Regions from separate parts of the Homo sapiens genome. Here region 1 is linked to region 2. Evidence: read pairs that join two places in POLR2A ChIA-PET (ENCODE). Cell type or tissue: OCI-LY7. All regions are shown on one strand. Each heading gives the region's core, and the rest is flanking DNA. Links, peaks and the distances in the headings are about the cores only. Region 1 overlaps MOV10L1 (Mov10 like RNA helicase 1). Region 2 holds the start of TTLL8 (tubulin tyrosine ligase like 8).

Region 1 (16,302 bases), core at 2,632-10,631, 54 kb before region 2:
TCCAGCCAACTCCCAAGGTGGTGGTGGGGGAAGCATGGGCCTTGCCTATTAGGGCTCCACTAAACTTGCTTTGGAAAGAGTTTTGTTGCTTTGAAGTGTTTGAAAACAATGAAATGAGAAGTTTTTCTCTTTAGAAAATGAGAAGATGAGATTTTACCTTTCCCTAAAAATGGACCCACTTACTTCCCCTTCTTCTACTGATGCTACAGGCTTGATTCTCCTCCCTGCCTCTCCACAACCTCTTTCCAGAAGGTAAACCTGCCTCATGCCACTTCCCAGTCCGAAGCACCATTAAAAAAATGGGGTCTCTAGAATGGCTCGCCACACTTCTGGCCCCTGCTGCAAACTCAGTGAGGTTCCCAGCTACAGAGCAGCCCCTCCTGGCGGGTGCCTGTTTGGCTCTTCCTTCTCTGTGTGCCCTGGTGTGACAAGGGAGGTACAGGGGCAGAGAGTCCACAGCGTTGCTGATGGACGGGGTGGGGATTTTGCAGAAAGGAGTCGTCAGATGCGACTGCCCGGTGCGTGGCTCAGCCCCCACAGGAGAAGCTGCGGAGCTCTTGCCACGGGAAGGCTGTGGGGCTGAGTGGAGAGCAGGAGCTCGCTTGGCACATGATCTGTTTCTAGAGTGCAGAGGGGCTGCCCCACCCGGGGCCACGAGCTGAGGAACAGGCACCCCAGCTTCCCTGGCTCACCCACCCCAGCAGCTTCTACTCTGTGGTCAGGAGGCCTCAGTGGGGAAATGCTGTGGGGGCAGAAACAGGTCTTTTTCAAGCATTACTAGCCTAAAGAGAAGGAGAGTGCGGGTTCCGTGCTGTGCTGTCTCCTTAGCGGCCCTAGTGAGTTCCTGAAGACCCCCAGGCCACGCTTCAGGCCCCTGGTTCCTGGGCCTGATGCAAGAATGGGACGCCACAGCTTCTGCCTGGGGATGAGGTCAGAGAACAGACAGGAAGCCTGAGGAGTCCGACTCAGACATAGGGAGGAGGTGCAGGTCTTATTTCCTGGCACCGCCAGGCTCAGCGGACTGGGCTGAAAGCAGAGCTCCTGTGCGTCCCAGGCTTCCGTGGTCAGATGCAGCGGGAGCAGTGCACGTCACATCCACGCCCCACAGGATGGGCCCTAGGCACCCTCCCAAAGGAAAGCGTGGTCCAGTGGGGAGGGGGAACTGGGCTCCGAGCACCCAAACAAGCATCTGCCAGTGGGCCGAAGGGCAAGGCTCCTAGGAGGCTGAGCCCACCAGGCCCTGTCCCATAACACCTCCCACAGCCCCAAGTCCACCCTCCGGCTGCTACCTTACATGGGGTGCACTGCTCCGCACACCCCTGTGGCTCAGTTCACACAGGGCTGTCTGTCTGCACCCAGAGGCCCAGCCAGGCACCAGATATGGGGCTGGAAAGCAGACGCTTTCCCCAAACAGAACCTGCATTCTATCGGGATCAAAAATAAGCAGACTGATGGAGGAGATGTCTCAGAAGCTCACTGGTGGTGAGTGAGGAGTGTGAAAAGAAAATAAAGACTCGGGGCCGGGCGTGGTGGCTCACGCCTGTAATCCCAGCAGTTTGGGAGGCTGAGGTGGGCGGATCATGAGGTCAGGAGATTGAGACCATCCTGGCTAACACGGTGAAACCCCGTCTCTATTAAAAATACAAAAAATTAGCCAGGCATGGTGGCAGGTGCCTATAGTCCCAGCTACTCAGGAGGCTGAGGTGGGTGAATGGCGTGAACCCAGGAGGTGGAACTTGCAGTGAGCAGAGATCGCGCCACTGCACTCCAACCTGGGTGACGGAGCGAGACTCCATCTCAACGTCTCAAAAAAAAAAAAAAAAAAAAAAAAAAAGCAAAGACAGAGTCGGGACCCCACTCACCATGCCAAAAGGAAAAAACTCAGCCAGAAGCTGTCATGAAAGAAGCTGCCTTTCCTTTGTCCCCAAGCAGAGAGCTACAAGACAAGGTTAAACATCTCCATGTTACCTTCTCTTACATCAAAGTGCTGATTTACACAACCAACTCTCCCTCCCTGTTCCTTTTCCTTTCCTCTTGCAAATGTGTATTCAGTCATGTGACCGCACCCTCTTTCTCCTCCAGCCCACTTTTCTCTTTTAAATATTGAAGGCCTCAAAATCATCTTTGGAAAAAGGCATGAACCACAGATGGTTCCTGTGGATTTGTGGTCCTTTTTCCCAGGCATGTCCTTCACCTTGGCAAAGTGAACTTCTAACTTGATTGAGACCTGTCTCACATACCTTTTGGTTACAGGAGGAAAGGCAGGCAGGGAGGGGGTGGGTCAGAGCTGGGGCTGCCCCACAAGTAGGGAGCTCAGGGAAGCCTCGTCATGGCTAGCACACAAAGAAGAACACAGATACAGGAAATCTAATAATTTTTTTTTTTAATTGGAGATGGAGTCTGGCTCTGTTACCCAGGCTGGAGTGCAGTGGCGTGATCTCTGCTCACTGCAACTTCTGCTTCCCGGGTTCAAGCAATTCTCCTGCCTCAGCCTCCAGAGTAGCTGGGATTAAGGGTGTGCGCTGCCACGCCTGGCTAATTTTTTGTATTTTAGTAGAGATGGGGTTTCACCGTGTTGCCCAGGCTGTTCTCGAACTCCTGAGCTCAGGCAATCCGCCCGCCTTGGCCTCCCAAAGTCCTAGGATTACAGGCGTGAGCCACTGTGGCCAGCCAGAAATCCAATAATTTTAAGAACCAACTACATCCAATGCATTTTTTAAATGCCAAAATGTGAAACAACAAAACAGAAAAATCCACCCAAAACAGCAATCACCAATGTAAGATGAAGGATGAAGAGCGACCCCTAACTCCACCTTCAGTCAACCATAGAGATGGCTGAAAGCTTCCAAAAGACAGTCTTTTTTTTTTTTTTGAGATGGAGTGTCACTCTGTTGTGCAGGCTGGAGTGCAGTGGCGCGATCTCGGCTCACTGCAAGCTCCGCTTCCTGGGTTCACGCCATTCTCCTGCCTCAGCCTCCCGAGTAGCTGGGACTACAGGCGCCGGCCACCACGCCTGGCTAATTTTTTGTGTTTTTAGTAGAGATGGGGTTTCACCATGTTAGCCAGGATGGTTTCAATCTCCCGACCTTGTGATCCACCCACCTCGGCCTCCCAAAGTGCTGGTATTACGGGCGTGAGCCACCGCGCCCGGCAAGACAGTCTTCTTTTTTTTGAGACAGAGTCTTCCTCTGTCACCCAGGCTGGAGTGCAGTGGTGCAATCTCGCCTCACTGCAACCTCTGCCTCTTGGGTTCAAGTGATTCTCTTGCCTCAGCCTCCCAAGTAGCTGGGATTACAGGTGCCTGCCACCACAACCGGGTAATTTTTGTATTTTTAGTAGAGACAGGGTTTCTTCATATTGGCCAGGCTGGTCTCGAACTCCTGACCTCATGATCTACCCGCCTCAGCATCCCAAAGCGTTGGGATTACAGGCGTGAGCCACCATGACCAGCCTCCTTTTCCTTTCTCTTTTTATTTTTTAAGACAGAGCCTTGCTGTGTTGCCCAGGCTAGAGTGCGGTAGCACGATCACAGCTCGCTGCAGCCTCAAGCTCCTAGGCTCAAGCAATCTTCCTGCTTCAACCTCGTGTGTAGCTGGGACCGGAGGTGCACACCACCATGCTCGGCTAATTTTTTTTTTTTTTTTTTTTTTGAGAAGGAGTCTCGCTCTGTCGCCCAGGCTGGAGTGCAGTGGCGCGATCTCGGCTCACTGCAAGCTCCACCTCCCGGGTTCACGCCATTCTCTTGCCTCAGCCTCCCAAGCAGCCGGGACTACAGGTGCCCGTCACCACGCCCGGCTAATTTTTTGTATTTTTTTAGTAGACACGGGGTTTCACCGTGTTAGCCAGGATGGTCTCGATCCCCTGACCTCATGATTCACCCGCCTCGGCCTCCCAGAGTGCTGAGATTACAGGCGTGAGCCACCGTGCCCGGCCTCGCTTGGCTAATTTTTTAATGTTTTGTAGAGATGGGGTCTCACTATGTTGCCCAGGCTGGTCTCAAATTCCTGGGCTCAGGCAATTCTCCTGCCACGGCCTCCTGAAGTGCTAGGGATGCTCTCCTCTTACCCCAACAACTCAGGGCTTGAAATGTCTACTATTTGGCTTATTAAAGTAACTCTTCAAAATATACTTATATGGGGCCTTTCACATCCCAAAGAAGAAAAGCGTTTTCTTTTTTTGAGACGGAGTTTTACTTGTCGCCCAGGCCTGAGTGCAGTGGCGCAATCTCAGCTCACTGCAACCTCTGCCTCTCAGGTTCAAGCAATTTTCCTGCCTCAGCCTCCCGAGTAGCTGGGATTACAGGCGAGCACCACCACGCCCAGCTAATTTTGTACTTTTAGTAGAGACAGAGTTTCACCACGTTGGTCAGGCTGGTCTTGAACTCCCAACCTCAGGTGATCCGTCTGCCTCAGCCTCCCAAAGTGCTAGGATTACAGGCGTTAGCCACCGCACCTGGCCAGAAAAGCATTTTCTTACCGCCTCTTCACTAGGGTCATACAAAGTGCCCTCCAGACATAGCATGACTGGCTGCTCTCCACCACCACTGCATTGACCACGTCACCTCTCCGGGGTGTGTACCCATCTGGCAGTTTCAAGGAGTCCAAGGTAAAGAAGATGCTTTCCTCTAACACCCCGTTCCTTCCACAGAGGCTAGAGATGCAGACCTGGGAGCAGAGAGCTGAGCGTCACAGGAAGCAGATGCTGCATGACGACAGGGCGCAGCTCTAACACACGCCCAAGTCAGCCCAAAGCACACAAGCTGCACCAGGAAGCTCAAGTCCGCCATCCCGTAGCACTGGTCCAGTGATTCTCCAACACACCTTTCTCCTTAGAACATTTTAGCACTGTTGCATAAGCTACAGACCTTAGAATTCAGGTATGCAAGCACTAGGAGTTATTGTTTCCAAACGAAACACAGCATTGTCAATAGGAAAACACACTCCTCTTTGGCCATGACAAAGCTTTATTTTTCCAGGCTTCCAACACATGCAGGAGAAGCCTGGGCCGTGCAAGTTACCCCTGATGGCAGGTCTGCCAGAAGCACAGAGAGGAGCCACTAGTCGGCACGCTACCTTGTCCACGCGCTTGTATCTCAGTGGCTTCACTGAGGTGGCTTCGCTGCTCCACGTGCCAGGCCGGATCCGGTACTCAGCCTCCACCCAGTCTCCCTTGCAGGGCTCGAAGCCTAAAACCGCCAGGAAAAAAGCCATGGTAGTGTTAAAGTGCACAAGTTATTCTGAGGTCATGGTGCACTGAAATCATTTCTATCATACCTGAGGATACATTTGAACATTTAAAAGGCACTTTCTACTACTGTGAGAAACATATTTTCGAATAAAAAACCCTGAAGTATTATTATTAACCACTGCAATAAAATGAGCTGAGCTGGAGCCTCTCACTCACACCTCCAGGCTCTAGAAGGTGCAGTGTGCATGCTCGTGGCAGTCCCTCCTCGTGTGGCACATCTGAGGGCAGGTGGCATCCCCCTTCCCCCGTCCTGCAGTGTTTGTGGCACCTCCCTGTCAGGGACACACACACGGTGTTCGGGAACAGAGAGACACCTGAACTCAGGTGTGAGGGAAGCACTCAGTGGTCCAGCCAGCCCCTCAGTGTGCCAGAGAGCTGTGCTGTGGTCCAAGCCATGGCCTGCCGGACGCAAGACACCGCTGGGCCTCCCGCAGCTGGTGGAAAACTGCAGGTTCAGTGACATGAAGTGGCTGAGTGGTGCTGACAGAACAGAGAGATGGTCTGCACAGGTCTGCCATGGTACAGGTAGTTAAAATCTTTTTGTTATTTTGCAATAAGCACTCTGGAAGCTCAAAAAAAAAAAAGTGTATAATTGAATACTGAGTTTGTGTCTCCAGAAAGCTGGTGATGAACACGTAACAGCACAAATAGCAGCTGACACCTACATTCGACATGTGAGCCATGGTGAAATCACTGTCTATGTGAAAACAGAGGCCAAGCGCGGTGGCTCACGCCTGTAATCCCAGCACTTTGGGAGGCCGAGGCGGGTGGATCACGAGGTCAGGAGATCGAGACCACGGTGAAACCCCGTCTCTACTAAAAATACAAAAAATTAGCTGGGAGCGGTGGTAGGCGCCTGTAGTCCCAGCTACTCGGGAGGCTGAGGCAGGAGAATGGCGTGAACCCGGGAGGTGGAGTTTGCAGTGAGCTGAGATCACGCCACTGCACTCCAGCCTGGGTGACACAGCGAGACACCGTCTCAAAAAAAAAGAAAAGAAAGAAAACAGAAGACACTAAAATATGCTAGGGCACTGACTTCAAGGTCAGGGAGTATTTTAAGAAGACCATGTCCTGGCCGGGCATGGTGGCTCACGCCTGTAATCCCAGCACTTTGGGAGGCCGAGGCGGGTGGATCATGAGGTCAGGAGATTGAGACCATCCTGGTTAACACAGTGAAACCCCGTCTCTACTAAAAATACAAAAAATTAGCCAGGCGTGGTGGCAGGCGCCTGTGGTCCCAGCTACTCGGGAGGCTGAGGCAGGAGAATGGCATGAACCCGGGAGGCAGAGCTTACAGTGAGCCGAGATTGAGCCACTGCACTCCAGCCTAGGCAACAGAGCGAGATTCCGTCTCAAAAAAAAAAAAAAAAAAAAGACCATGTCCTAAAACCACAATTTAATACGTGCAACTCTGGAGACACATTTATACAGCGTTTTGTAAACCATGCCTTCATTTATTCCACAATTAACAGAATTTTGCCAATTTTTATTCTCAATTTCCCTGGACATAAATGAAAAGTGAAGCAATAGCTATTAATGTACTAGTTCTATACGTTGTACAGTTACTTTAAAGAAAAAAAAAGTTAAATTCAATTAATTTTTTTTTCCAGCAGAATCATGGAATCATAGTAAAGATTTCTAGCACTTTGTGAGGCTGAGGTGGGAAGATCACTTGAGCCCAGGAGTTTGAGACCAGCCTGGGCAACACAGTAAGATCCCATCTCTAAAAAAAAAAAAAAAAAAAAAAAGAATTAGTTGGGGTGTGGTGGCATGAGCCTGAAGTCCCAGCTACTCACGAGGCTAAGGTGGGATGACTTAAGCCCAGGAATTCCAGGCTGCAGTGAGCTACAATTGTGCCACTGCACTCCAGCCTGGGTGACAGAGCAAGACCCCGTCTCTAAAAAACAAAAACAAGCAAACAAAAGTAAAGATTTCAGAAGACCTTTCTATTGAAGGAGAAATATTTGACATTATGGTGAATGCCATTGTAAATTAAGTTTAGAAATTCAACACTGGAGATAAAAATATATGTTTCTACAGTGATAACAGGATGTTAACGGAGTAAAGCACCACAGTACAAATCAGACCCTGCAGGTCAGGAAGCTGAGACAGCAGAAATGCACTCAGATGGCTATAGCGCACACGTGATCCTCCAGACATGCAGCCAGCTGGAAGACAAGCACGTACAAGTTCCTGAACTTCTATGACATACATACATGCACAACTCCTGTGACAAAGCTCATGACAACGAAACACACACACGGACACTGGGGGCTGGCAGCCCTCATTTTCTCTTTGCTGCTCCCCCAACCTGGATTTTACAAATGCTGGAACCTGAGGAACCGTTCTGTAAATCAACCAAAAGGTCCTGTGATGATGCTCCTTTTACTTTCTTTTTAAGTGAGATCTCTAAATTTTGGTTTTACTTTTTTCAAGTCAGCAGAAAATCTTTATTTAATACATGTAGAACCCCAAATCTTCAGCTTTTGATAACTTTTGCAAATTGTAGTTATTGAAAATAAAGCTGATGAGCAGGAACATGGAAAAACAATGGAGGAAATAATGAGGCCTCAGGAGCCCAAATGGAGTCCACAGATGAATGCTCAAATTCTAAGACTGGACTTGAGAATATGCCAAACTTTCAAAAGAATCTTTCGATGAAGCCCTTTCTTAAACTGGACAAGCTGACATTGTGTAAGGGCATGAATGGCCCTGAGACGCTGAGAAGGCCTACACATGAAAAGAATGACAGAGACAACTTACTTGATGAATGTCAGCTTGTAAAAATGTTTGAACACTTATGGGCTCTGAATTGATGCAAAAAGACAGTACCTATGAAAACATCTGGGCTGGAACAGTAATATATTTCAATAGAAAAAAATACAGAATTGTCAACATCTTACATTTTACAGATTTTGCTTTGAGTTTACTAATATTTCCTCAATTAAAAACACTGTGGCTCAAGAACAGCCTGGGCAATGCGGTGAAACCCTGTCTCTACAAGAAACACAAACATTAGCTGGGCATGGAAGTGCATGTATGTAGTCCCAGCTACTAGGGAGGCTGAGGTGGGAGGACTGCTTGAGCCCACGAGGTTGAGGCTGCAATGAGCTATGACTGAGCCACTGCATTCCAGCCTGGATGACAGAGGGAGACTCTGTCTTTAAAAAAAAAAAAAAAAAGAAGGCTCAATCAAAGGTGTTTACAATTTCAATTTCAAATTCATCAACCATAAAATGCAACTTTGAAGACGACACCACGCAATTATAGAAATAATAAGAGTAAGATCATATTGCAAAATATACATTTTTCGGAAAAATACATCTTAGATGCTAAGATATTAAAGTATGTTAATATGTACCAAGAATATAATGTCCAGATAACCAATATGACATTTTTTAATATACTCACCTTTTTTTAATAGTTTCTGAAAAATACTTCTTTAAAAGTCCACTAATATAATAAAATCACTCTGTTAACCAATACATAGATATTTCAAAAATGATCTAATTTTAATTCTGACATCCCCTTTCCTTCTCAAACGTGTACCAGTTTGGAGGCTAAACCACATGGTCATCCTGGCTGTAGCTCCGGCTGTGAGGGGCCGTGGCCTCATGGGAAGGACAGACGCCTCCAAAGGGCACCAGGCAGGGAGTGCCCCTCCCAAACTCACTCCCCTGACCCCTGTGCCAATTTCTGCTAGTGCTTTCCACAAGCACCAAGAACAAGGCTGGACAGTCCACACAGGGCAGGCTGGGGGAGAGTAGACAGAAGGCACCGGACTGTGGCCTGTTAGAAACCAAGCTGCACAGCAGGAAGTGAGCTGGGGATAACAAGCAAAGTTTCATCTATATTTGCAGCCACTCCCCATTGCTCACATTACAGCCTGAGCGCCACCTCCTATCAGATCAGCAGGGGTAGTAGATTCTCATAGGAGCTGGAACCCTATTGTGAACCGTGCATGCGAGGGATCTAGGTTGCGTGCTCCTTATGAGAATCTAATGCCTGACGATCTGTCACTGTCTCCCATCACCCCCAGATGGGACCATCTAGTTCTGGGAAAACAAGCTCAGGGCTCCCACTGATTCCATGTTATGGTGAGTTGTATAATTATTTCCTTATAAATTACAACATAATAATAATAGAAATAAAGTGCACAATAAATGTAATGCACTGAAATCATCCCAAAACTATCCTCCCTCCCTGGTCTGTGGAAAAAATTATCTTTCACAAAACTGGTCCCTGGTGCCAAAGAGTTTGGGGACTGCTGCTCTAAGTGGATGCACAAACTGGTATAACTTGAAAATAATGAAATCACCTGATGTGTGACCCAGCTGGGTGCTGCGGCCACACGGACTACAATAAGAACCTGTGAAACCTTGATCTCACCATAGACTACTCAGTGCTCAACTGGGAATGAAGAGGGCCGGGACAGAGCCACCACATGCTCGCAGCTCAGACCCCACCTTCAGGCCAGTGGATCCTACCTGGGGGCTATTCTGTCCTCAGGGGCCATTTGATGGCATCTGGACATGCTCTAGGTTGTCATAACATGGCCAGGGTAGGATGCAGCTAAACAGCCTCCAGTGCCCAAGACAAGCCCCACCACAGAGAGTGCTTCAGCCTAGATGTTGGAGCGCTGAGGATGAGAAACTGTGCTTCAGCTAAATGTCCAATTCAATTTTAGCTGCCTTCATCCAAATGGCAGAGGGTTTACCAGACATTCGTGTATAAAACAACCTGAGCCCCACCACTGATGTTAAGAATTCCCATCTCACATGTGTTGTCTACAAACCTCAGGAGCAGGCCAGGGCTGGGGGACAGTGCTGTTCAAACATGCACAAGCACGGTCTCTTCCTCCAGTCACGTGCCCCAGCACGCTGTCCACATTTGCTCCCTCCCACGCTACAACCACGTGTTCCCCTCTGCTGCCCTCGTGTGTCAGACCTCACCTAGGTAACCTCAGAGGGTTGTGTTTAGGACAGAACCTGACCCAGGCCGGCTGGCATTACCTGGACCCTCCTCCCGCCACACCTGTGACCCGCTCAGCTCTGCCCTAGCCTCAAGGCTACACGCAGGAAGGAACTCCAAACCACCCACTCTAGTCCTCTGACACGACCCTGGACAGTTGCTGCAGAGCAGAAGATGTTAATTACTTTTTCTTTTTTTTTTTGAGAAGGAGTTTTGCTCTGTCGCCCAGGCTGGAGTGCAGTGGTGTGATCTTGGCTCACCGCAACCTCTGCCTCCCAGGTTCAAGCGATTCTCCTGCCTTAGCCTCCAGAGTAGCTGGGATTACAGGCATGCACCACCACGCCCAGCTAATTTTGTATTTTTAGTAGAGACGGGGTTTCTCCATGTTGGTCAGGCTGGTCTCCAACTCCCAACCTCAGGTGATCCGCCCGCCTCAGCCTCCCAAAGTGCTGGGATGACAGGTGTGAGCCACTGTGCCAGGCCTGATGCTAATTATTTTCTTTGTTCACTTGCTTACTGTCTGTTCTCTCAAAATGCGAATTCTCTGAAGCAGTGTCTAGCACAGCAAGCACTCTAATAATTTGTTGAATTAACGTCAAGAAGGAAACAGCATCTTCTGACTCTCCCACAAGCAAATGAAAAATTTAGCATAATTCTTCCTTTTGCCACCTTTAGGTCAGAAGTTATAAATAAAGTTTTATGAGGACACAGCCGCACCTTTTGCTCATGTACAGCTATGTCTGCTTTCAGCTACGTGGTACGACCATCCTGTGGGGAGGAGCTTTGAAGGAGACGGTGCTTGACCGGTTTGCTGATCTCATTAGATACTCTGTATCAGCCTTTTTGCACATTGTATTTTCTCTTTCAAAAAAGTTCTTTTGCTGTGGTCCTTAGGTTTTGTGATTGTGTTCACAGCAATTCTGACATGTCTGAGTGTGACTCTCTCAGCCTCAAGAGGACCTGACTTTGCCTCACTTGAGGTTTTTTATACTGGGAAATCCCTTGGCCTGGGCTCCGGATCCCTGCCCATCTTTATTACTCAGGGGACACCTTCTCTTCTCTGCCCCATCAACATCTGCAACATCAAACATTTCTGGTTTTCTTCCTCTTGAGCCATTTCCTGGCGACACCCCTGAGAGGGGCTTCCTGTTAGCAGGGTTGAGGGGCCTCCATGATTATAGGCGCCTTTCCCCAGAACTGAGCGTTTCTCTGGCAGCACAGAGATTCTAAAATCCCAATAGACACCTATCAATTTCATCTTGGGGATCCCAGGGTTAACAACCAAGGTCAAGGCTGGGCACAGTGGTTCATGCCTATAATCCCAGCACTTTGGGAGGCCGAGGTGGGTGAATCACCTGAGGTCAAGAGTTCGAGACCAGCCTGACCAACATGGCGAAACCCCGTGTCTACTAAAAATACAAAAATTAGCCAGGTGTGGTGGCACACAGCTGTAGTCCCAGCTACTCAGGAAGCTGAGGCAAGAGAATTGCTTGAATCCAGGAGGTGGAGGTTACAGTGAGCCACCACTGCACTCGAGCCTGGGCAACAAGAGCGAAACTCTGTCTCAAACAAAGAAAAAAAAAACAAAACCCACAAAAGGTCAGGCGCAGTGGCTCATGCCTGTAATCCCAGCACTTTGGCAGGTGGATCACAAGGTCAGGAGATCGAGACCATCCTGGCTAACACATTGAAACCCCGTCTCTACTAAAAATACAAAAAATTAGCCAGGTGTGGTGGCGGGCACCTGTAGTCCCAGCTATTCAGGAGGCTGAGGCAGGAGAATGGCATGAACCTGGAAGGCGGAGCTTGAAGTAAGCCAAGATTGTGCTACTGTACTCCAGCCTGGGAAACAGAGGAAGATTCCGTCTCAAAACAAAAACAAAAACACACATACACATAAAAACCAAGGTGAAAAAGAGTGAGACAGCAGCTTCCTGGTGGGCAGAGCTACCCCCCAGACCTCCCACCCCCCAGCTTAAAGCAGAAAACTTCTATTCATCTTCCAACAGGCAGTGCTGTGGGCTGTGCAAATGGACTTCAGCTCAGAAGCCACTTCCCCAGGCAGCTTTTCCAATTCCTGCCCTACCACAATGTATGCACAGGTCTGTTTCTCCTGGGAAAGAAGAAACAGACCTGAGTATGGAGTCCAGCTCCGTCTTCACCACCATAGGCAGCAGGAGTAGAGTAAACCGCTGCTGAGTTCAGCTCAGTCAATGACATCGACATATTCTTTCTTTAGGTATAAAAACAAATCCTTTGATCAGCCAAAAACAAATGCAATAAAAAATGGATATATAAAGCCGGGAGTGGTGGCTCACGCCTGTAATCCCAGCACTTTGGGAGGCCAAGGCGGGCAGATCACAAGGTCAGGAGTTCAAGACCAGACTGGCCAACATGGTGAAACCCTGTCTCTACTAAAGACACAAAAAGTTAGCCTGCTGTGGTGGTGGGCACCTGTAGTCTCAGGAGGCTGAGGCAGGAGAATCGCCTGAACCCAGGAGGCGGAGGTTGCAGTAAGCTGAGATCGTGCCACTGCACTCCAGCCTGGGCGACAGGGTGAGACTCCATCTCAAAAAAAAGAAAGAAAGAAAGAAAGAAAAAGGATATATACTTTAGGAAACGTACAATGTCATCCCCAAGCCCTATTTTAAAACATCTAAAGTACTTTAAATAGTACCTCAGCATGCCAGTAACACTAACTTAGATCATAACACTATAATTATATGGAAGCAACAACTACCCAGAAATTACTGACTGCATTTAACAAATGAACACAAAACACATAAAAGCACAAGTTTAAACAGTGACCTGGCTGGGTGTGGTGGCTCATGCCTGTAATCCCAGCACTTTAGGAGGCCGAGGCAGGTGGATCACCTAAGGTCAAGAGTTCGAGACCAGCCCGGCCAACCTGATGAAACCCCATCTTTACTAAAAATACAAAAAATTAGCTGGGCATGGTGGTGCACACCTGTAATCCCAGCTACTCAGGAGGCTGAGGCAGGAGAATCAATCAAACCCAGGAAGCAGAGGTTGCAGTGAGCTGAGATCATACCACTGCACTCCAGCCTGGGCAACAGAGTGAGACTCCATCTCGAAAAACAAAAACAAAAACAAAAACAAAAAAAACAAAACAGTGACCTGGTGCCCTCTCCCATAGTCCACTCAATATCCAAGAGCCTCTGTGTGAAGCCAGCACCTGGAGAAGCTACTCTAATCCCGAAACCCTCTCAACAAACAAAGCATGCCCAAAACTGATCCCTTCAATGTTGTGTGTAGCCATCACAAATATAGACACAGGGTTGTGTTCTGTCACCCAGGCTGGAGTGTAGTGGCTGGATCATAGCTCACTGCAGCCTCCAACTCCTGGGCTCAAGCGATCCTCCTGTCTCAGCCTGACAAAGTGCTGGGATTATAGGCATGAGCCACCGTGCCTGGTCCATAACAATTCTTTAAAAGACAAAACCTAATTTTCAATGTGGAACACAGACCCCTGAGCATACCTTCGCACACACTCTCCAGAGAGAAGTAGGTGGTCTGACTGATACAGCCTGCGCCCTCCACCAGGGAAGTCACACAGCCAATCAACACTCGGGGGCCGCAGTCTGAGGGACTCCCATGGTTTCTGCTGTCGTCTTCCCACTTATCAGAGACAGCTTCTACCTGTAAAACAAACACACCGCTCTAAACCATAATACGAGAACTACAAGAAAAGCAAACTACAGGCTGGCATGCCTGTCTGAGACCATTAGGGCTGCAAGTCCAAGATCAAGGCCCTGGCAGATTCCGGGTCTGGTGAGGGCCTTCTTCCTGGTATACCGTCGGTGTCTTCCTGCTGTGTCCTCACATGGCAGAAAGGGCAAAGGGGTTCTCTGGGGTATGTTTCATAAGGGCTCTGCCCTTGTGACCCAGTCACCCACCAAAGCCTCCTAATAAGATTCCACTGGGGTCAGGATTTCAACATACGTATTTTGGGGGACACCAACATTGAGTCTATAGCAATCCCTTATGAACACTGATGCAAAAATCCTCAATGAAATATTATCAAACCAAATGCAGCAGCATATTAAAAGGATTATACCCCATGACTAAGTGGGGTTTATCCCAGAATGCAAAAGTGTTTCAACATATGAAAATCAGTCAACATATTACATTGATAAGATGAGGGAAAAAATCACGATGATCTCAACTGATGCACAAAAAGCATTTGACAAAATCAACACTTTTTATGATGCAAACACTCAATAAACTAGGAATCGCAGGAAATCTCTTCAACACGAGAAAGGCCATAAACAAAAATCTCACAACAAACACCACACTCAATGGTGAAAGGCCGAAAGCTTTCCCCTAAGATCAGGAACCAGGCAAGGATGCCCATGCTTACTTCAAGACTTTCAAATTTCAATTATCTTTATTCACAGATGGTAGGATCTCATCTGTGGAAAACTCTAAAGATTCCACACACGTAAATGAAACAAAAAATGGTTAGAGCTAATAAATGAATCCAGCACAGGACACAAAGTCAACATACAAAAATCAGATTTCCATACATTTGCAATGAAAAATCCAAAAAGGAAATCAAGAAAAATGATCCAAAGAAAGGGAAAACAATTCCATTTATAACAGCACTGTTAGGTTAATAGGTTAATTCCTCAGAACACTTAGTAACCTAACTAAGGAGATGGAAGACACGTAAAATGACACTAATGAATGAATTAAATACCTCAATAAACAGCAAGACAACCGCGTTCATGAATTGGAAAACCTAATATTATTAAAATGACAATCTTAAGACTTAATTATTAAGATGATAATACTACTCAAAGTGATTATGTGATTATTAAGATGTTAATCTTAATAATTATTATTAAGATGTTAATCTTAATACTTAATTATTATTAAGATGACAATCTTAGACTTAATTATTAAGATGACAATACTACCCAAAGTGATCTATTACACAAATTCAGGTTGGGTGTGGTAGCTCATGCCTGTAATTCCAGCACTTTGGGAGGTTGAGGCAGGTGGATCACTTGAGGTCAGGAGTTCAAGACCAGCCTGGTCAACATGGTGAAACCCCATCTCTACTAAAAATACAAAAAAAATTAGCTGGGTGTAGTGGCAAGCACCTGCAGTCCCAGCTACTTGGGAGGCTGAGGCATGAGAATTGCTTGAACCAGGGAGGCGGAGGTTGCAATGAGTCAATATCACATCATTGCACTCCATCCTGGGTGACAGAGCAAGACTCTGTCTCAAACAAACAACAAAAAAACCCAACAAATGCAACGCAATCCCTATCAAAGTCCTATGGGTCTATTTTTATATAAATAGAAAAACTCATCTAAAATTCTAATGGAATCTCAAGGGACCATGAATAGGCAAAATGGTCTTGAAAAGGAGTAACAAAATTGAAGGTTTCATACCTCCTGATTTCAAAACTTCCTACAAAGTTACAGTCATCAAACTAGTGTGGCACCAGTGTAAGGACAGAAATATAAACCAATGGAATAGTAAAGAGACCCAGAAATAAACCCTTGCATGTGCAGTCAATTGATTTTTGACAAGGACCATTCAATAAACTGCAATTGTGCAGTCTCAAAAAAAAATAGTGCTGGGAAAATAACCATGGGCAAAATAATAAAGTTAGACTCTCGTTTTACACCAAACACAAAAATTAACTCAAAATGGATTAAAGAGGCCAGGCGTGGTGGCTTACCCCTATAATCTCAGCATTTGGAAAGGCGTGGGATGGGCGGATCACTTGAGCCCAGGAGTTCGAGACCAGCCTGGGCAACATAGAGAGGCCCCATCTCTACAAAAAATACAAAAATTGGGTGAGGCAGCACACACCTGTAGTCCCAGCTGCTCAGGTGGCTAAGGTGGAAGGATCACTTCAGCCTGGGAGGTTGAGGCTGCAGTGAGCTGTGACTGTGCTGCTGCACTCCAGCCTGGGCAACAAAGTGAGATCCTGTCTCAAAAAATTTTTTTTAATGAATCAAAGACTTTAATTTAAAAGCAAAAACTATAAAACTCTTGGTAGAAAAAAATCTTCATAATCTTGGATTAGTCAATGGTATCTTGAGTGTG
Region 2 (16,302 bases), core at 3,948-11,947:
TCCTGGCCCGGGAGCCGCAGGGGCCCCTCCTCCAGAGCCTGGGCGCAAGCGACACAGGCTGCCGCTGCTCTCCCAGGTGAAATCCACACCAGTCCACGCCGGGTCGCCTGCCCTGTCTCCCTACTTAGACCCAGTCATTCTAGAGGGATCCACCGCCACACTGGCCGGCCCACGTCCTGGGTGCTGTCATGCCCAGCTTGGAGTGCCACGTGGCCGCTGCCCACGTCCCGGGCACTGTCATGCCCAGCTTGGAGTGCCACATGGCCGCTGCCCACGTCCCGGGCACTGTCATGCCCAGCTTGGAGTGCCACGTGGCCGCTGCTGTGACAGGCAGTGTTCTTGGGGGTGGGGCTGCATCCAAGGCTTTGTAAACCGGCTGGACCACGTCTCCCTGGCCCCAGTGACCGGGGGAAGCTGAGCCCCTCCCTCCTGTGTTTGCTCCCATTACTCAAAATGCAGGACAGATCAGGTCAGAGCCCAGGAATTCTCACAGGTTCACCCAGCGCCCTCTACCTCCTAGCAAGTACTTTGTCTTGATCCTCACTGAGAAGGCCCCAGGGCAGCGGTCTTCTCCATCTCCGCTGTTTTGGGGTCTTAGGGTACAGCCCAGGCGGTCACTGCCCACCTGCCAGGCTGCAGGGACAGTTGGGTGTGAGAATAACACTGGCTTTGGGTAGTGCCATGGCCAGGAGTGGGTTTCCCTGCGTCTCCTCGTCCCGAGGGCGCCTGGGTCCTCCCAGCTGACGGCAGTAAATCCACAGTGAGTTGGGGCGACTGTGAAACTGGAATGCTGTTACTTTGATAATTACTTTCCAGCAGGTGTTTTCCTTCACAATGGTTTTGTTTCTTTCCTTCTGATCTGAGAAGACATGAACGTTTTCTCTTCACCGCCGTGGGGTGTATTGACTGGTCCCCCATGGGCTGCTGGAAAGGCCCGGAGATGCATCTGTGGCCTGGGGCCATCAAGATCAAAGAACCAGGAGGCCTGGGAGATGCAGCTGGATGGGGCGGCCTGCAGACCCTGCCAGGGGGTTTGAGGACCCTCCCAGGTTTCCCACTGCGGAACAGGAGTGACTCTGGCTGCCAAGATACCTTCATGGTGTTCATGACAAGTGGAATCATTATTTTCAACCATTGAAGGGGGATGCAGGCAAGACACCTTCCCAGCTGCTCCTAGAGGGGACAAGCCAGGCCCTCTCTGCAGTCCTCGGCAGCTCCGGAAGGACACAGTCAGGGGCCGGGCAAACACTTTGGCCACAGCCCCAAACAAGCGCCACCGTGGGAGAGGAGAGGCTGCTGTCACTGGTACCGGATGCAGACCCCACCCTGTCTGCAGGCCACCCCCACCTCCCTGCAGCTTTGAGGCTGGCGGGGTCTGCTCCTGGGAATGGGGTGGGAGCCACAGGGACGACCCGGGGCGGGCTGATGTCTTCTTGGGGGCAGACCAGAGAGCTCAAGTTTCAGAGTCAGAATTAGGCACTTGGAGCGTTTTTGCTGGCTTGCACTTTCTTATTTTCTTATTTTAGAGCGCTTAAAAAATCCGGAAAAATGGGGTTTAAAAGAACTGTCTCTTTCAGTCTACATTTTTGTTTAATACGCTTGAGCAATAAACGCTGACTTGCAGACGTGGCTGTGGCTATTTAATATTGTGTCTCAGCAGCGTCAGCTCACTCAGGTCTAAAAACATCGGGACACAGGGAGGAGGGGCGGGTGGAGGGAGGGCCAGCTTTTCACTCACTGATTTGTGTAACCCCTAGAGGCCAGTACTGGGGTCTGGTGAGAGCCCAGTGGCATTCCCCGGGGAAGAGGGAGGGAGCTGGAAGGGAACCACCCCCGCCAGGGGACGCTCCCACTCCCCCCCTTCAAGTCCCCCACCAGCCCCTTCAGAGTCGGGGCAGAACCTCCCTTTTGGGGTGTCTTGGGAAGTTAAATGCAAAATAAAGTTGATTTAAAACCAAATGAAGACATCTAGGCTTTGGAAAGTTGCCAGGAGTGAGGGTCCTGGTGGGGCAGGTGTGTCTTTCCTACCCCCACTCCGAGATGCCAGATCAGACACGAGCTGCCCTGGCGGGGTGATCCGCGGGGTGCGGGGGGAAACGACAGGGGCCGTGTGGACCTGGGTGGGCTCAGAACCCCCCGGGGGGCAGCGGCGTGGGACCCCACGAGTGGTTCTGCGGATACCAAGGCCCTCCCAAGTTCCGCCGCAGGACGGGGGGCGCTGATACGGTCACCCCGTCGCCCCCATCCGCCAGGACCCGCAGCGCGCAGCCCGGGAGGAGCCCAGCGCCCGCGGCCTCCTCACCCCGCCGCTCCAGCCTCGCGTCGGGGAAGGGCCCAGGGACAGAGGGCGGCATGAGGGCCCCGGGGAGGGCGAGAAGGCCTGGCGGGCCTGGGGGGCCCGAGGGGGAGGGGCAGGATGTGACCCGCGGGTCTTTGTGACCTGGTGGGGGATGGAGTGTGACCTCCACAGGGGGGCGCGGGGCCGCAGCGCGTGACCCGGGGCTACACTCGGGCCCTCCCCCGGCGGACACCATGGCGCGCACCGTCCCGCGCCGCCGACCCCGCAGCCGCGCCTGCTCCGACAGCAGCCCGGGACCCGGACCCCAACCCGGGCCCAGCCCAAGCGCTGATGACTGCTGCCCGTCGGGGCCCGCGCCCCCCGCACGCCGCAGCTCCCCGCGCCCCCGCGCCCCCCGCCGCCCGCGCAGCCCCACGCCCCGGGGCCGCCGCCGCTGCACAGCCCGAGGCCACGGGCCCAGCAGCCGCCGCACCGGGGGTGCACAATGCGCGTGGCCGCCCCAGCACGTTGTCCCAGGCAACCCCAGGAAGCCGGGCGGCGCAGCGCGAGCCACTGACCCGGTCCCCGGTGAGCACGACCCCCGACCGCGGAACCCCAGGCCCGTCCGCGCTTCCGATCCCGGACAGGACCCCTCCTCCCCATCTGCCTTCGGAACCCCAGACCCGCCTCCCACACCCGGAAACCCAGGCCTACCCCCTCCCCGCCCCGGGCCTCCAAATTCTAGACCCCTTACCCTAGGAATCCCAGACCCGCCTAGCTCGGAACCACAGAACTCCCCCACTAAACCTGCCCAACTCTACCCACTCGCCCGCCCTCGAAAGCCCAGAGCTGTTCTCCCCACCTTCCCCCATCTTCTGGGAACTCCACAGCTGTCCACTCCCCTCTGCCTTCAGAACCCCATACCTCTCCTCATTAACCTAGACCTGCACCCCCAACCCAGACCTCCCCCTCGACCTAGACCTGATCCCCAATTGAGACCTGATGCCCACAACCCAGACCTGACCCCCAACCCAGACCTGACCCCGACCCAGACCTGACCCCAAAAACCCAGACCTGATCTCCCAACCCAGACCTGACCCCAACCCAGACCTGACCCCCAACCCAGACCTCCCGCTCAACCCAAACCTGACCCTCAACCCAGACCTGACCCCAACCCAGACCTGACCCCCAACCCAGACCTCCCGCTCAACCCAGACCTGACCCCCCAACCCAGACCTGACCCCAACCCAGACCTGACCCACAATCCAGACCTGATCCCCCAACCCAGACCTGACCCCCAACCCAGACCTGACCCCCAACCCAGACCTCCCGCCCAACCCAGACCTGACCCCAACCCAGACCTGATCCCCCAACCCAGACCTGACTCACAACCCAGACCTGACTCACAACCCAGACCTGACACCAAACCCAGTCCTGACCCCCAAACCCAGACCTGACCCCCAAGCCCAGACCTGACCCCAACCTAGAACTGATCCCTCAACCCAGACCTGATCCCCAACCCCAGAGCTGACCCCTAATCCAGACCTGACCCCCAACCCCAGACCTGACTCCCATCCCCAGACCTGACCCCAACTCAGACCTGACCTCCCAACTCCAGACCTCATCCCCCAACCCAGACCTGATCCCAACCCCAGAGCTGATCCCCAACCCCAGACCTGACCCTCAGCTTGGGCCTCAGAACCCTCTCCATCCCCAGAGCCCCCCACACCCTCCCAGTTTCCTGTAACCACCACACCCTCTCCTCTAGGGGTCAGAGGAGCAAAGGGCAAGCTGTCGGAGGCCAGTATGGAACCAGAGAGGAAGGGGCTATCGTTGGCTTCTTCTTCAGATGGAGACGGGAGAGAAGAAAATAGTGGGTATCGTGTATTGCCTGTGTGCCAGCCACTCGCCCAGAGTGGCCCGGGCTCAGAGGCAGTGCTGGCTGCAGCCTGCTGCCAGGAAATCAGGGACTCTGGGGGCAGGCACTTCACTGAGCTGCAGAACCAGGCGCCTTCTCTTGGACGGTCCAGGCGGAGGACCCCAGGGGTGTTGGGGGGCGCTGGCTCCTGCCTCCTGTACCCCGATCCCACTGGCCAGCTTCCTGGGAAACTGGGAAATTAAACGTGTGGGTGTGGAGGGCTCTCCTGGCGGGTCGTGGAGGCCCTGCACTCGCCTCTCTCTTCCTTCCTGCCCTTGCCCTCTTCAGACTCGTCTTCGTTGCGTGGGTAAATGCTCCCTAGGAGTCAAATGACTGGGTTACATGGCAGGCGCATACTTAGCTTTAGAAGGTCCCCCAACCGTTTAAGGGCCAGATCGAGAGCTCCGGTGCCCCCGCCCCCGTCCCCACCCGCAGTGGGTGTCCTCGCTGCCATTTCAGGCACTCGGGTGTGTGGTTTTAATTTGCATTTCCAGACAGCTCAAGGTGTTGAACTGTTTTTCACATGATTATTGGCCATTTGGAGCTCTTCCTTCTCGGAGTGCGGTTCCGGGACTGCAGGCCGCGGTTAAATCGCGCTATGGCCTCATGGACTTGCAGGAATTCTCTGTATGTCCTGGATACATGCTCTTTGTCAGATGGATGTGGCCTTGTCAGTCACTTCATGCTTCCTTTTGATAATCAGAACTTCTTAATTTAATTTTATTTTATTTATGTTCTTTGAGACGGCGCTGGTGGGAGTGTAGCAGTGAGGACGACCGGAGGTCACTCTCATCATCATCTTGGTTTTGGTGGGTCGTGGCCAGCTTTACAGCAACCTGTTTTATCAACACGGTCTTTATGACCTGTGTCTTGTGCCGACCTCCTATCTCATCCTGTGACTTAGAATGCCTTCACCATCTGGGAATGCAGCCCTGTAGGTCTCAGCCTCATTTTAACCAGCCCCTATTCAAGATGGAGTCGCTCTGGTTCACACACCGCTGACACGTCTACCACCATTCCTTGGACCAATCTCCGGCCACACCCCCTCTCCCACAGCTCTGGTCTCCATCACTGTGGATGAATTTTGCTGGCTCATGGATAGCACCCCTCAGAATATGCCATTTCATGTCAGCCTCATCAGACGAATGTCTTTTTTTTTTTTTTTTTTGAGACAGAGTTTCGCTCTTGTTGCCCATGCTGGAGTGCAATGGCGCGATCTCGGCTCACCACAACCTCCGCCTCCTGGATTCAAGCGATTCGCCTGCCTCAGCCTTCCGAGTAGCTGGGATTACAGGCATGAGCTACCATCACCCGGCTAATTTTAGTATTTTTAGTAGAGACAGGGTTTCACCATGTTGGCCAGGCTGGTCTCGAACTCCTGGCCTCAGGTGATCCAACCACCTCGGCCTCCCACAGTGCTGGGATTACAGGCATGAGCCACCGTGCCTGGCCTTGGATGCCTTGTCCTTTGACTTGATGTCCTCCTTCTCTTTTGCAGAATTAAAACAAGGAATTTCCCAAGACTTGGCTTCTTCCTCCAGATTAGACAGATACAAAATAGCAAGGCAGTTAACAGAAAAAGCAATCAAGGTAAATGCTCCTTGGGACTCGGTGGGGAGGGGGACACTTTTTTAAAAGGACATTTGTTTTGGAACTTGGAATCTGTCCATCTGGCCTCTGACGCACTGTGCCCCCGAGCTGCAGCCTCCTCCCTGTGGGGACTTGGCTCATGTTACCTTTCATTTATTTACTTAACTTATTTTTGAGATGAAGTCTTGCTTTGTTGCCCAGGCTGGAGTGCAGTGGCACGATCTCAGCTTACCACAACCTCTGCCTCCCGGGTTCAAGCAATTCTTGTGCCTCAGCCTCCCGAGTAGCTGGGACTACAGGTGCACGCCACCATGCCCAGCTAATTTTTGTATTTTTTAGTAGAGATGGAGGTTTCACTATGTTGGCCAGGCTGGTCTCGAACTCCTGACCTCAGGTGATCTGCCCGCCTTGGCCTCCCAAAATACTGGGATTACAGGCATGAGTGACTGCGCCTAGCCTGGAGATACCTTTTATTTTAGCCGTACTTTAGAAAGAAGCAATGCTTCTCTGCCTCCCACCAAGGGGTGGCCAGCGCCGCCCGCTGTGTGTCCTAGGGTGGGTGCTTGTCCCGGCTTTATCTGTTTATCTGCTTATCCCCACAGGAAGCATGAGGCTCCTGGATGGGAAACAGACTTCCAGGTACTCAGAGAATGCCTGCGTAGGTTCCCCACACCCCAGCTCCCCTTAGGGACGCTCACTGTGCCTCCACCTGTGTGTGCAGAGGGGTTTGCACCTCAGGAGAGGAACCCCAACATTATGGCCCTGGGAGCTTATATGGGGCAGTTGGCACTCTCCCTCCCCAGGAGAGGGAGCCCAGGAGAGGGAGGCCTTACCTTTTAACTGGGATGTAAGCAAGGCCTCCCTTGGGGAGGGAGGAGACCTCTGCTCCCCATATGTGTCTGGGGAGACAAGGAAGGCTCTCGTGTTCTGTAAATGGGAGCTGAGGGCTCCAGGTCTGCCATGCTTGGAATGAGAAGAGCAAGTGACCTGGGGAAAGGCGGCTTTCTTTGTCTTGATGGTGTGTCGATTTCCACTGCTCAGAAGGCCTGACCACAGAGGAACCCCAAGTCATCCAGCTGGCAATAGTGTGAGAAAACATCTGCATTCCCTTAACTCCCCTCTGAGGTACAGCACACACTGAAAGTGCACAGACTGCAGGTGCACGGCATGGTGAGGTTATGGCCAGACACACCCGGACGGAGAGCAGAACGTGTACAAATATGTGCAGACTGCAGGTGCACGGCATGGTGATGTTAAGGCCGGACACACCCGGACGGAGAGCAGAACGTGTACAAATATGTGCAGACTGCAGGTGCACGGCACGGTGATGTTACGGCCGGACACACCCGGACGGAGAGCAGAACGTGTACAAATATGGGCAGTCAGACAGTCTCCATAAAGACCGTTCCATCACCCTCAGGTACAAACATGTGCAGTCAGGCAGCAATCTTCATAAAGACCATTTCATCACCCTCAGGAGTTCCCCTTGGCCCCTATCGGTTATTCCCCACCCCTGTCCCAAATCCTGGCAACCATGGATGCGCTATTTGTGCTTTCTCTCACTGTCCTTTGGGCTTTTCTGGAACTTCATATAAGTAGAACCATATCCGCTCATTAATTTTCAGATTTTCTTCTGAAACCTTTAAATGTATAAACATTTATAAACATAAATGTTTTAAAGTTTATAAATGTATAAACATTTAAGGCTACAACTATCCCTCTGGGTACCGCATTAGCTGCATTTCACAAGCTTTTATTTTGGAGTACGTTTGTCTATGTTCAGTTCAAAGTATTTTACAGTTCATGTTACTTAAAAGTATTGTTCTTACAGTCTACACTTGTTACTTTTTTGTAGTTATATTGTTCTTGTTTTCTAGCTTGATTGCATTGTGGTCGAGAATGTGCTATGTGCAATGTTATTCCATTGAAATTTGTTTAGACTTGCTTTACGCCTAACATTTTGTTAATTTATGTAACAGTTGGTGTAGAGTGTGCTTTTTTTTTTTTTTTTTGAGATGGAGTCTCGCTCTGTCACCCATGCTAGAGTGCAGTGGCACAGTCTTGGCTCACTGCAACCTTTGCCTTCCAGGTTCAAGCGATTCTCCTGCCTCAGCCTCCTGAGTAGCTGGGACTACAGGTGTGCACCACCATGCTCGGCTAATTTTTGTATTTTTAGTAGAGACGGGGTTTCACCATGTTGGCCAGGCTGGTCTTGAACTCCTGACCTCAGGTGATCCACCCACCTCGGCCTCCCACAGTGCTGGGATTACTGACTTGACCCACCGTGCTCCGCCAGAGTGAGCTGTTTATAGCCACTAGAGTAGAGTTTGTTATTTGAGTTGTTCAAATCCTCTAAAGTCTTATGGAACTTATTGGTCTGTGCATTCTATCAATTACTGAGAGAAGCAGGTTAAAATACCCTATTATAATCTTGGGTTTGTCTACTTTGTAGTTCTAGTTTTGTTTTTTATAACTAATGCCTTCTTAATAGGTGCATACACATGTATCTTTCTAGTGAATTGAATCTTTTTAAAATTATGAAATGGTTTTCTTTACCTTAGTAATGTTTATTTGTCCCAAAGACTATTTTGTCTCATATTTCTATCTTTTCCTTTTCTACCCCATCATCTGTATACCTATGTGTTTGATGGTCTCTTTGCCTTTTGTCTGGAGCATTTAGTGTATTTATCTATAATTAAACCGTTGATGTATTCAGGTGTGTCTGTTATCTTCATTCATTTAGTACGTTCCTTTGGTTCAATTTTCCTTTCCTCTCCTTTCATGTGCTCTCCCGGACTGGTTACTTTTTAAATCCCCCTTTCCCCTCTCTTACCTGTTGGAAATCTTACGCTGTTTTTATTCCTTTGGTGGTTTCCTTAGGAATTGTATTCTGCCCATCCATTTTTCTAAAGTTACTCAGTTTGACCACAGCTAAGCAGGGTGTTGGGGGTGGCAGAGTGTCTTGTGGAGTCGGAGGGTGCCAGCCCTCTTGCGGACTGTCCAGCTCCCCCACCGTTCTCCCCAAAGCCTCGGGTGATAGGCTCATTCACGTGCACAGCCACGTGGGCGGGTGACAGGCCTCAGACTGATTATCGGAGTAGACAGCGGCCCAGAGCGGTGCTGGGACCAACCAGATGTCTCGTGTGGGTGCTGGGACTCAGACTCGGGGTTCCCAGAGAGGTGCTGGGACCGACCGGATGTCTCGTATGGGTGCTGGGACTCAGACTCAGGGTTCCCAGCTACAGCTGTAATTGTGCCGCTTCGTCCGCTGTGTGCCTGGGTGTGGGCATGGTCTTCTTTGAGCAGATGTCTTCCTGCCAGAGCACAGTTTGTCTCCTTCTGCTTTGAAAACTCCTCTTACAGAAAAATAATCAACTTATTTTTCAATTCCTTGACTTAAAATACTATACAAACAGCCAACAAACGTGAAAAAGCGCTCAGCATCACTAATTCTCAGGGAAATGCGAATTAAAACCACAATGTGATACCACCTTCCTCCTGCAAGAATGGCCATAATGAAAGAGTGAAAAAGTAATAGAGGTCCGCGTGGAAGTGGTGAACAGGGAACACTTTTACGCTGCTGGTGGGAATATAAACTAGTGCAACCACTGTGGAAAACAGCGTGGACATTCCTTAAAGGACTAAAAGTAGATCTACCATTTGATCCAGCAACCGTACTCCTGGGCATCTACCCAGATGATAAGAAGTCATGATACAAAAAAGATACTTGCTCACGCATGTTTGCAGCAGCTCAGTTCACAACTGCAAAAATATGGAACCAATCAAAATGCCCATCAACCAACGAGCGGATAAAGAAACTGTGGTGTATCTGCACCACGGAATACTGCTCAGCCATAAGAAGGAACCAGATAATGTCTTTTGCAGCAACCTGGATGGAGCTGAAGGCCATTCTTCCAAGCGAAGTAACTCAGGAATGGAAAACCAAATATCGCTTGTTCTCATAAGAGGGAGCTAAGCTATGAGGATGCAAAGGCATAAGAATGATAAGATAGAGTTTGGAGACTTGGGGGAAGATTGGGAGGGGAGAGAGGGATAAAAGATTACATATTGGGGCTGGGCGCGGTGGCTCACGCCTGTAATCCCAGCACTGTGGGAGGCCAAGGTGGGCAGATCGCCTGAGGTCAGGAGTTCAAGACCAGCCTGGCCAACATGATGAAACCCCATCTCTACTAAAAAATACAAACATTAGCCAGGCCTGGTGGTGTAGCAGGATGAGCCACAGACAAAACTCCTCAGACACCGGATTAAAGAAGGAAGAGGTTTTCATTCGGCCGGGAGTGTCAGCAGACTCGCGTCTTAAGAACTGAGCTCCCAGAAAAGGAAATTCTTGGCCTTTTTAAAGGCTTACAACTTTAAGGGGTCCACGTGAAAGGGTCGTGATACATCAAGTAAGCATGGGAAACGTGACTGGGGGCTGCATGCATCAGCTAACAGAACAGAAAGTTTTACAATGCTTTTTTCATGCAGTGTCTGGAATTTACAGATAACACAAGTAGTTTAGGTCAGGGGTTGATGTTATTATTATTACTTTTTTTAACTCCTAGGGCTGGGTGGTGGTGCCAAGGTTGTCTGGCTATTTATCTTACTTTTCTTTTCCCCCAACTTTTTGCTCTTTCTCTCCTCCTGTCTTGTGAACTAGGCAAGGTGGGGGAGGAGGGCAGCAGGAGTAGTAGTGGTCTCCTTCCTTAGTGGCAGGCACCTGTAATCCCAGCTACTTGGGAGGCTGAGGCAGGAGAATTGCTTGAACCTGGAAGACAGGTTGCAGTGAGCTGAGATTGCCCCACTGCACTCCGGCCTGGATGACAGAGTGAGATTCCATCTCAAAAAAAAAAAAAAAGGACATATTGGGTGATGGGTGCCCCCAAATCTCAGAAACCAGCACTAACAAGCTTATCCATGCAACCAAAATCTGCCTATTCCCCAAAAATGATTGAAATAAAATAAAATATCCTCTTGCCATTTTAGGAGAAGAAGATTTTCTCTATCTACGGACACTACCCGGTGGTCCGGGCCGCTCTGCGAAGGAAGGGCTGGGTAGAGAAGAAGTTCCACTTTTTGCCCAAGGTCATTCCGGATGTCGAGGATGAAGGCGCCCGGGTCAATGGTAGCGTATCGGAGGCGCACGTCTCAGCTCAGGGCGTGTGCGTCTGTCACGGGCAGGAGGAGTCGGCGCCGGCCTGAGTGTGGTGCCTGCCCCTCGGCCCTGGTGTGCGTGATGGGGTATCTCCGACCCCAGGTCTCCATCACCCTCCTGGCCTCCCTGCCCCAGGCGGTCGTGCCAGGCAAACCCTTTCAAGCCCCCAGCCCTGCTCCCTTCTCAGAGTCCCTGTGGCCTCCACCCAGGCCTCCTCCTGCCCGGGCGGTTTCTGTCATCCTCTCTCCGCCCGGCCTCAGCTGTCCCTCCTCCAGCCCCAGGTCCCTGAAGTCCACTCCTCAGGCCCCCGTGGTGCTGGCTGCTCCTCGCTGACATCTGCACAGCTGTGTCTGCATCCTCTTGGCCCCATTGAGACCCGGATCAAATGTCCCCCTCCTCCTCCACCCCTGCCTGTGGCCCCTCAGCCTCTATCACTCCCACCCCCATCCCGGGCTGTCTCCACCATTCCACACCTGGGGACACCTGGGCCTCCAGGAATCCCGGGCCCCCAAGCCCTGTCACAGCCCTGGGGAGGTGCTGTGCGGTGGACGCTCATTGGATGTATGGGGGCTGCCAGAATGCCCCAAGCCTGACTCAGGACCCACAGAGGCTCCTGCTCCACCAGGGGAAGGCCCCATCTGGAGCCAGGTTTCTGGAAGTAAAGTCGCTGTCCTGCCTGCGGTTGTGGTAACGGACCCGGTGCGGGAAGTCTGGCTGAGGCTTCATGTTCAGGCCTCCCCTGTGTTTTGTTGGCAGATGATACATGTGCCAAAGTCAAAGAAAATCAAGAAATGGCTTTGGAGAAAACAGACAACATCCACGACGTGATGGTACGTCCCCTGCATGCGTCATGGTCAGCTGCGGCCTCTCCAAAGCTTCTCACACCGTCGCCCTGCTCCGTGCCCACTCTCCCATGTCCTGGGGGGATGGCAGCCCGGCGAGGGCAAAGCCCCAGTCACAGCAGGGCCCCTTGACCGGGCAGCAGGGCCTGGCTGCCCCCAGGGGTGGGGCGAGCCCTTCGGTGCTGGATGAGCCGCTGTGTAGTGGGTGGACCCGGTGCTCCCAGCTCCCCTCCACCCACACTGGGCTGGCCTGCTGTGCGCATGTGGAAGCTGAGGGCACTGAGGCCCGGCAGGGCTCGGACAGCCCGGCTGGTGTGTTGCAGGATGGGGCCTGGCCAGCGAGTGAGCTCCTGTCTCCAGCAACACAGTAGTATGTGCCTCCCCACCTCCCCAGCCCAGCCTAGTCCCTCCGGGGCTCCCAACACTCCACCATAAAGAGGGCGAAAGAGAAACCAGGGTGGGAGGCGGCATTTGCAGTACTTAAAATTTAAAAGATCAAATGTCCAGAATATATGAAGAACTCACAAATCAGTAATGAAAAGACAAATAGAAAAATGGGCCCAGATTTGATGAGGCGCCTCCCACATGGCCAGTGAGCTCGCCCTTCCAGGTTCCTGGAGTCAGTGCCATTCCTACAGAGCATCCTGGGTGCTCCAGCGGCTCCCACAGGTCCGTGGGCAGTGGTGTGGACACATCAGAACATTCCTCACTGTTCTGGAGGCTGGAGTCTGGGTTGGGGCAGTGTGGCTGGGTGCTGTGAGAGTGTCCTGCTTCATGGACGGCTGGCTTCTCTCTGCGTCCTCACCCAGGGGCGAGGGTTTTTCTGGGGCCTCTTTTATAAGGGTGCTAGCCCATCATAAGGGGCTCAGGCTCATGACCTAATCCTAAAGCCTCCTATGCCATCGCCCTGGGGATGAGGATTGTAGCACATGCATTCCAGAGAGACAGAAACATTCTGCTCATTGTGCCTGGAGGACAGACAGAAGCAGGTGGCAGTTACCGGGTGGGGGCGGCTGGGGGACTTCGGCTCTGTTGACGATGCTGTTTCTCACCCCAGTACCCAGTGGTTAGTGATTAGTATGCTATTATTTACACACACACACACACACACACACACACACTTTTTTGGGGGGGTGTTTTCAGATGGAGTCTCACTCTGTTGCCCAGGCTGGGGTACAATGGTGCAATCTCGGCTCACTGCAACCTCTGCCTCCTGGGTTCAAGTGATTCTCCTGCCTCAGCCTCCGGAGTAGTTGGGATTACAGGCGCCCGCCACCACGCCCGGCTAATTTTTGTATTTTTAGTAGAGACGAGTTTCACCATGTTGGTCAGGCTGGTCTTGAACTCCTGGCCTCAGGTGATCTGCCTGCCTTGGCCTCCCAAAGTGTTGGGATTACAGGCGTGAGCCACTGCACCCAGCCTGGTTGGAATTTTGACTTAACACATGCCATTGTTATAAACAGAAAAGCACCAACAACAGGCCCCCAGCTCCACGACCAACCCCTCTATCAGCAGGGGAGGAGCGGGAGGCCAGTGCCTGGGGCTCAGGGAGGGGTGTGCAGGGCCCATGGTACAGGCCTGGGGGCTTCGGTCCTGGGGACTGTAAGCTCTGGGTTATGAAGTGTCGTGTCACCTCGGCAAGTGGCACGTCCCCACACCCACGTAGACCCCATGCGGACGGCTCAGACCCCACCTGCAGCCCCACATCGGGGTGGCCCCCCAGAGCCCGAGGCCCCTCTGTGGAAACCGTATGTGGTCCTGGTTGCGCCCCACATCCCATGTGCAGGAGGCCCACAAGGAGCACTACTGCCTGCAGCAGAGCCCGGCTGGGATCCTCACGCTGCACGCCATTTGTCCTCTGATGGTTGCCTCACTCCATCCCATCCTGGCTGGTGTGAACCTTGAATGCTGGGCATCAATAAAGACTTTTTTCTTGCCAGTCTAGGTTGGTAAAAAATGAGATGCCGTACCTCCTCTGGACCATCAAGAGGGACATCATTGACTATCACAGCCTGACCTACGACCAGATGCTGAACCACTACGCAAAGACAGCCTCCTTCACCACCAAGGTGAGCCGGCCGCGCTTGAGCGTGGCGGGAGCCGGCAAGGGTGGTGGGGAGGAGCTTCTGCAGCCATTAGGGACCCTCGGTGGCTGGTCAGTGGCCACCAGTCACCTCCTGGGTGCATCCCAGGACTCCTGGTCTAAGGCCGTGGCCAGAATCACTCGGTGCCCACCCCACCCCCAGCACCCCTGTGCCCTTTGCTCTGTGTCTCTGGGTGAATCCGGGGCCCCAGAAGCTCCCTCCTCAGGGCACAGAGGCCAAAGATGGGGCTGACTGGGGGCTGCCACCGGGCTTTGGGTGCTGAGGGGGCTGTGGGACCCCAGGGGAAGAGGTGCCGCTCCCCCCAGCACCGGGCACTCCCCCGCCTCCCCCGGCCTCCAGCCCTGCACAAAGCAGCTTGCCACACCCTTCCCACCAAGGCCCAGGGCTGAGGCCTGCCCAGGACGCAGGGTGTGGGGACCCTGCTGAGGGAGGGGTCCCGGAAGAGGGGCTTCCCTGGCACAGAGGTCCCTCTCAGCAGGCCAGGTGCGGCTGCCTCAGCACAGTGTGGGGCGGAGGTGCAGGACAAGGTTCCCTTCCGCACCTAATACCCCAGGGTCAGGCCAGCGCCAGCGCTGCTAGTGGCAACATGGCCCCTTCAAAGACCCCGTGTGCAGAGCCAGTCAGCGTGCGCTGTGTTTTCTGGGGGCCAGCCACTTTTTTCCTTAACAGGGTGACAAACCAGACATCGGGGTGCGGGGACTTCACGATATGCCTCTCTAATGGCGCGTGCTACCTCGCGTGTGGTGGGCAGTGCTGGGCATGTGGCTGCGTTCCGGGCCCTGCAGCCGCTCCTCCCTCTCCTGGGGTCTGAGGTGTGGGACACCCTGTGGCCCGTTTGGGGGCCTGGAGGGAGCCCCAGTGCCCACCGCCCTCGGTGCCCTCAGCTGCAGCCTCCCCATTCCCTGGGGCCTGCCACGCCCTCCACTGCCTCAAGGATGCGTCTGAGCCTGGCCTGCACATCCATGCTCCCACCGGCTGGAGGGGGTGTTCTGGGGCCCTGGGGGACCGTATATCTGGGGAGGGGGAGGGATCCGCCCTAGGGGTGCTGTGTGGTGCCCCATAGCCAGGCAAGTCTGAGGTGGACGGCCCGTCCTCGCCTTGTGAGCGAGGCAGAGCTGAGCTGAGCTGCCCCTCCTGCCTAACACGCCACTGTCTCTGGAGATCGGGCTGTGCGTGAACATGCGGAGCCTGCCCTGGTACGTCCCGGCCAACCCCGACTCCTTCTTCCCACGCTGCTACAGCCTCTGCACCGAGAGTGAGCAGCAGGAGTTCCTGGGTAAGTGAGGAGACGGCAGAGGGCCCCAGTGCTGTCAGCAGAGAGGCTTCTAGAAAGATCCCCCTGGTGCTGAGACAGACTGATGGGGCAGGGTCTGAGGATAGAGGACCGGGGAGAGGCCTCCCATGGTCATGGTCATGGCAGTACAGAGGCCAGGGGCCCCGGGAGGGAGGGCGGGCAGTCAAGGAGTGTGTGGTTCTGTGCTAGGCTTGTGGACAGCGCGGCGAGCAGCTGGGGCAAGGCCGGCTCCGTGGTCGGAGGCCGAGGGGTGCAGCTGGACGGCCGCAGTCACAGAGACACTGCAGGGAGAAGGGCAGGCAGACTGGGGGTGTGGGAGCAGGCCTGGGCCCCATCGGCTATGAGGGCGGGAAGTGGGGCGGGTTGGGGAGCCTCCGTGGCCCTGGCCCCATCTCCAGTCCCCAGTCCTGGCTCGGACAGATAGGGCGAGGCTGTGCTGTCCTTTCAGAAGACTTCCGGCGCACCATGGCATCCAGCATCCTCAAGTGGGTGGTCAGCCACCAGAGCTGCAGCAGGAGCAGCAGAAGCAAGCCCAGGGACCAGAGGGAGGAGGCCGGGAGCAGCGACCTGAGCAGCAGGCAAGGTGCGCTGGGCCGGGGCAGGGCAGTGCCAGGCCACCAGAGCTCGGGGCCTCCACAGGGGCCCTCCCGCCTCCTGGGTGTGGTCAGTCCTGAGGGTTGCAGCAGCCGGGGCTGGATACAGCGATGCCTCAGACTCTCTCGATTCTCATGGCAGACGGGTTTTCTGTTCTAACCGTGGGGCTAAACGTCAAAGTCACCCCGTTTGTAAAGCACCTGGCAGTTAACGCAGCCCTGGGACGTCCGAGTCCCACACTCACTGCCACAGTCCTGTGCCGCGGACGTGGTTCCAGCCTGTGGTCGGAAGCCTGCCCCACCCCACGGCCACCACGATGCCGCAGCCTGAGTCTCCCCAAAGGGGCCCCGTGGGAGAGGACACAGGAAGCCCAGGGGAGAGGCGCCCCTGGGTGGTACAGGGATGTGAACCAGCCGTCGTGTTTTTGGACAAAACCCAAATCTTTTTTGTGGTTGTTGGTTTTAATAAAATGTAATTTCTAGAGCAGTTTTAGGTTCACAGCACAGCTGAGCAGAGGGTACAAGAT

The links. ChIA-PET counts read pairs that join two places held together with the same protein. Peaks named below come from ENCODE experiments on the same cell type or tissue, not always from the same donor. Only the 100,000 strongest peaks of a DNase experiment are listed, where the experiment ranks them.
Region 1: POLR2A ChIA-PET joins it to region 2 with 10 read pairs; 4 of 35 experiments call an interaction of 5 or more read pairs at or near these places.

Annotation. Positions count from the first base shown.
Region 1 is chr22:50,097,019-50,113,320 of GRCh38, reverse strand. It overlaps MOV10L1 (Mov10 like RNA helicase 1), which reads right to left. Exons shown (of 27, transcript NM_018995.3): 3 at 13,719-13,878; 4 at 5,073-5,185; 5 at 4,477-4,664. Among named protein-coding and RNA genes, the nearest start is that of MOV10L1, 15 kb to the right of the region's middle. RefSeq lists an enhancer at 7,389-7,498. In OCI-LY7, for the core only: CTCF peaks have their summits at 9,992 and 10,193; DNase peaks (open chromatin) are centred at 7,380, 9,100 and 10,170; H3K4me3 peaks cover 928 bases; H3K27ac peaks cover 3,375 bases.
Region 2 is chr22:50,044,718-50,061,019 of GRCh38, reverse strand. TTLL8 (tubulin tyrosine ligase like 8) reads left to right here and starts at 2,722. Exons shown (of 14, transcript NM_001350317.3): 1 at 2,722-2,866; 2 at 4,047-4,151; 3 at 5,695-5,786; 4 at 10,773-10,911; 5 at 11,698-11,771; 6 at 13,724-13,852; 7 at 15,050-15,164; 8 at 15,631-15,765. The coding sequence starts at 4,085. It overlaps MLC1 (modulator of VRAC current 1), which reads left to right. Exons shown (of 12, transcript NM_015166.4): 12 at 1-1,629. In OCI-LY7, for the core only: a CTCF peak has its summit at 4,046 (motif pointing right); DNase peaks (open chromatin) are centred at 4,649 and 6,989; H3K4me3 peaks cover 2,027 bases; H3K27ac peaks cover 3,608 bases.